2 separate regions of the Homo sapiens genome follow, and region 2 is linked to region 1. A link is an interaction called in ENCODE POLR2A ChIA-PET data of the cell type or tissue named here. Cell type or tissue: K562. All regions are shown on one strand. Region 1 overlaps TTC7A (tetratricopeptide repeat domain 7A). Region 2 has its middle 40 kb from the start of MSH2-OT1.

The links. Peaks named below come from ENCODE experiments on the same cell type or tissue, not always from the same donor. Only the 100,000 strongest peaks of a DNase experiment are listed, where the experiment ranks them.
Region 2: POLR2A ChIA-PET joins it to region 1 with 6 read pairs; 2 of 35 experiments call an interaction of 5 or more read pairs at or near these places.

The regions. Positions count from the first base shown.
Region 1 is chr2:46,969,347-46,971,846 of GRCh38, reverse strand. All of the region lies in intron 3 of TTC7A (tetratricopeptide repeat domain 7A), which reads right to left. Among named protein-coding and RNA genes, the nearest start is that of TTC7A, 29 kb to the right of the region's middle. In K562, no CTCF peak of the experiment used is centred here; a DNase peak (open chromatin) is centred at 1,022.
Region 2 is chr2:47,485,911-47,488,410 of GRCh38, reverse strand. It overlaps a transcript of MSH2 not described here. Among named protein-coding and RNA genes, the nearest start is that of MSH2-OT1, 40 kb to the left of the region's middle. In K562, no CTCF peak of the experiment used is centred here; no DNase peak of the experiment used is centred here.

The sequences.
Region 1 (2,500 bases):
TGTCTGTCCCATCTTTGTGCCCACACAGTACACTTTAGGTACTTTACATGTAGTAAGTAGAGGCTCAAGATGAACTTACTGAAGAGATGTATAATGGAAGAATCCTCAACTGTTTCCTGCCCTATAAGCCCCAACATCCACCTAATGACCAAGTCCTCAGCACTTCAAACCTTCCCTTCCTCTCTTCCTATTACCTTATTTCAGGTTTTATCTCCTGAGTGGATGACTACATCGGCCTAACTGGCCTCCCTGCCTCCAGTCTCACTCTAATCCCCAGGGGGATCCTTCTAAAACTCTCCAGGGGTCCACACTGCTACAGAGTAAGGTCCAACTTCTGGAAGCTCCACACCAGGCCCTCCTGGTATCAATTCTCCAGCCTCATCCCTCACCTTACCTGCCATATCCACAACTAACCTCCTGCTCCCAACTGCTAGGTTGTAGGATGCCTTCTTGACTTGCTCAAGTTGTTCCTCCTGCCTGGAATGTATCCACCCCACCAGGTCTACCCAAAATTACTGTTCATATTCTGACCCACTAAATGCCACCTCCTCTACAAAGCCCTTCCCGATATTCCCTGGTATAACCAAACATTCCTCCTTTAAGCCCCAGTCTATACATATTCCTGACTCACCATTTCTTATACTTATTTGTTCATATGTTTCCCCAGACTGTAGGCTCCTTCAAGACATCAACCTAATCGTGTTTACTTTTCTACCACCTGGCACACAGTAGGTACTGGACAAGCATTTGCTGGCTGGATGAAAAAACACAAGCCTGGTCATGTCTGACAAAGTGCAAAGTGCTCTGCAAATATAAGGTAAGGAATTATTATTGTTTTTCTTAGCCACATTCCCATGCACACAGATTCAGTGACCTTGTCCCTTTGCCAGGCTGGGGTGTGACCAGATCCAAAGTTCGGTTGCCTTGGCCTGGAGGAAAGCGGGCAGAGAACATGAAGGTCCTTGCTCAACACAAAGACCCAGGTGCCCAGGACACTGGGTGTCAACGACTGCCAAATGACTCACAACCAGGAGGGGGAGGATCCTTATTCCAGAGGACTAAAGGGGGAAGAGGAACCGAGAAAGAATCAAGGAGGCAGGCCTCGTTGCTCACTGCCAGAGCTAGGCCAGCCCCTGCTCCCCAGACATGCAGCCTATCCACCTTGCAGGAAGGTGGGGCGAACCTACGAACTGTTCAGAGGCCTGGCCCAGGAGACCAACTGCAGGTGGCAGGGCACAGCCAATTCCAGGGGACATGGAGTGGATCTGTTTCAACACAGCTGCCTTGTAGTCCCCGGAGAGATGTGCTGAGGCTGGGCTCCCTCCTGCCACACCTCCGGGTCCAGCACTGGGATGGGTGATGCCAGCTACTGGCTAGTTCAAGCTGCCAGCCCCAAGCCTCCAGAGGGCTGGCCACCGCAAAGCTGTGAATTCAGGAACAATGGTCTGTGGGCCTCCACCTTCCCTGTGTGGCATTTGTTCCTTCCACTCCCCGCAGGGGCCTCCCCATCATGCTTCTCCAAGAACCCCAAATCCCATCCTTCTTGAAAGCTCAAAGCAGGCCAGGCGAAGTGGCTCACACCTGTAATCCCAGCACACTGGGAAGCCCAGGCAAGCGACTGCTTGACCTTAGGAGTTTGAGACCAGCCTGGGAACATGGTGAAACCCCGTCCCCCCCAAAATAGAAAAAATTAGCTGGGCTTGGTGGCGCACACTTGTGACTCAAGCTACTCAGAAGACAGAGGTGGGAGAATTGCTTGAGCCCGGGAGGTGGAGGCTGCAGTAAGCCAAGATTATGCCACCGCACTCCAGCTGGGTGACAGAACAAGACCCATTTCAATTTAAAAAAAAGCTCAAAGCAAAGCCACCTCTTCTCTGAAACCCTGCCAGGTAGAGTTAAGCCTCCCTGTGTCTAAACCAGTTGAACAGTCTGGCTGCATCTCCTAAGTATGTGCCTTTTTCCTGCATTGTCATCATCCTCTCTACCCATTTCCGACTGATCTTTGCACCCCAGTGATGGCCAGGGCCTAGGGTTTAGGAAGCATGCAGACGGATGCATAGATGAATGAGCATATTCACGTAGCCAAGTGTACAGCCCAAAGGAGTTCCTCCCTCTCTACTTAAAAAATATTTCCTGGGCCAGGCACGCTGGCTCATGCCTGTAATCCCAGCACTTTGGGAGGCCGAGGCGGACGGATCACGAGGTCAGATTGAGACCATCCTGGCCAGCATGGTGAAACCCCGTCTCTACTAAAAATACAAAAATTAGCTGGGCATGGTGGCACATGCCTGTAAATCCCAGCTACTCAGGAGGCTGAGGCAGGAGAATCACTTGAACCAGGGAGTCGGAGGTTGCACTGTCGCCCAGGCTGGAGTGCAGTGGCGCGATCTCGGCTCACTGCAAGCTCTGCCTCCCGGGTTCACGCCATTCTCCTGCCTCAGCCTCCCGAGTAGCTGGGACTACAGACACCCGCCACTAAGCTCGGCTAATTTTGTTTTTG
Region 2 (2,500 bases), 520 kb before region 1:
TCACCGTGTTAGCCAGGATGGTCTCGATCTCCTGACCTCGTGATCCACCTGCCTCGGCCTCCCAAAGTGCTGGGATTATAGGTGAGCTACCGCGCCCAGCCAAATGTTGCCAAATTGTTAATCCACATTGTGATGTTAAAGATTCAACGTGGAGTCATTTTCGTGATTGCTTTGGCTGAGCCTGATGTTTAGCAATGAAACACACTGGAATTGACAATAAATATTAAATTTTAAACATGAAAAAAATGGACAAAATGTATCTTGCTGGATGGACAAGGCATATAAAAATTGCAGGTCAGTGGTTGAATTTAAAACAGTTGCATTAATGTCTCAGATTCAATTATACTTAATTTGGCATTAACCTATCTCTATTCATAAAATTATTATTCATAACATTTATTGGACTAATTCTGTCAACAAAATTCCAGGAAATAAACAATCGTGATAGTGATAGGTTAATTGCTAAGGTTGTGTTTACTGGTTAATTCTGAACACAAAAGAATTCACTGCTGTTGTTTTTTTTGTTAGACGTAAGAAACTGCCCACTGACAGAACTTTTTCTTGTTTCTAAATTTAACCATTTAAGTTGCTAATTCTTCTTTCCCTCTTTGAGGTGAACCCAGGGCAGCAAGCAACAGTGTGATCTTCTACTCACCAAATCCAGAAGTAAGACCAGGGCAGTCCAGTCAAGGCTGCCCAACACCTGCCATTTCCATATGGTTCACCCCACTGCTGAATTTCCCACATGGCTGGACCAGAGACATGTATGGGCACTTTGGTTTGGACAAACCACACACCAAAGCAAATGCATACTGACATACATTTAATTTGAGCATGTTCTGAATGTTGTCTGACACCATGAAATACTGTTCTTCCAGGGAGGTCAAGGAAACGGCTGTAGCAAATGCAAGGAAAGGGCTTCCCATTGCCCTCCTTAGAGAGAACAGGAGGCACTGATAACTCCCAGCAACAAGACACTGTCTACAAGGGATTATTTCCTCTGTGATATCCTAGCACTGCACCACAGAGGTTAACTTCTGAAGCAGTATAAGAGGAAGTAGTAGCTCTATCAATCAAGATAAGTGGTGTGGGTGTGAAGACAGGCCAACATCGGGCAGAAAACTATCACACTGGGCTTCCACTTCCAGTTTCAGTGTAAAAATACATGTAACATTCTGAACATTTTCATCATTTTCTCCAGCCGCACCCTATCTCCTTAACCCAAACACACTGAGTCCAGAAAGACAATCAGAGATTTCCTTTGTATATGAAAATTCTCCTTACTCATTTGTTCTTCCCCATAAGCTAATTAACATTGTTTATTTCAGACCAGGGACTGGTTTTTCCTGACTATTCTGTACACCATTTTAATCAGCAGAATGTAACTAACAAGCTTAAAGAGCCACTCAATACTGAATCAGCAGCTCATACCATATGCTTGGGTAAAAACATACTTCCCAAAAAAGCTAAATGCAGAAAGACCAAGGATAGAAGATGTATTTAATACTCAAGAAGTCTAACAGGATGTGGAATATTGAGATTTTAAGGGGGAAAAGTTATTCTTTAAATACATCTACCCTAGTCACCGGGCTAGCTTAGTCAATAGAGTATGAGACAAGACTTAAATATATCTTAAAACATCTTTCTTATACCAGTTTTGCTACAACTTTTAACTCCAAAACAGTATTTTAAGGAAAAAAAAATCAAATTACAAAAACAACTTCATCTTAGCTTCTTAGTGCTAATTTTTTTTAAAGATGCAAAAAATCATGTATTTTCTCAGAAACATGGTTATGTGGTCAACAGATTTCTTAACAACAGAGTTCTAAATTTTGGATAAAATTTATATATCCAGCTTTATTCTGGTATTACCCAAATTCATGTTTGAGTGGGAAAGAAAAACCAAACCACATTATAAATTTAAATTTTAAGAAAAAACCTTTGACAGGTCAGAAATTAGTTTATATTTTGCTTTACATACACCATTCTAAAAGGAAGGAAACACTAACTGAAGGCCTGGTTTTACATTAGCATATTCATGTAATAAGCACAGATTAAGTTTGAAACTTCTTAAGCAGATCTATTACGTATTTTCTCATTTTCAAAAACATCTTAGAAAACTGTCTCTTTTAGAGGAATGAAAACAGCCTGACAGACTACATGTTTTCTTGGAATGAAGTCTCCCCCAATTTCTTGTAGCCCTAACAACTAAAACCATGAGCTGATTTCCACGTTAAACATGCTTCTGTGCAGCAATCTAAAAACACTCTTTCACAACCACGGGATGAACTATTTCATTGGAATTTAAAATTTGCTTTTTGAATTATATGAAAGCTTTTCATGTATAAGTGATTAAAAGGATTTGTAAACCAATAAATATTTCTACATTTAAAATCTTCCTCTGTCAGTTTGCCTTTTTCCTAAGCCTTTGGCAGCCAGAAAAGAAAAACTGATGTAACCCACTCTAAATTAACGATGACGAAAAAGAACTTGGTAAACT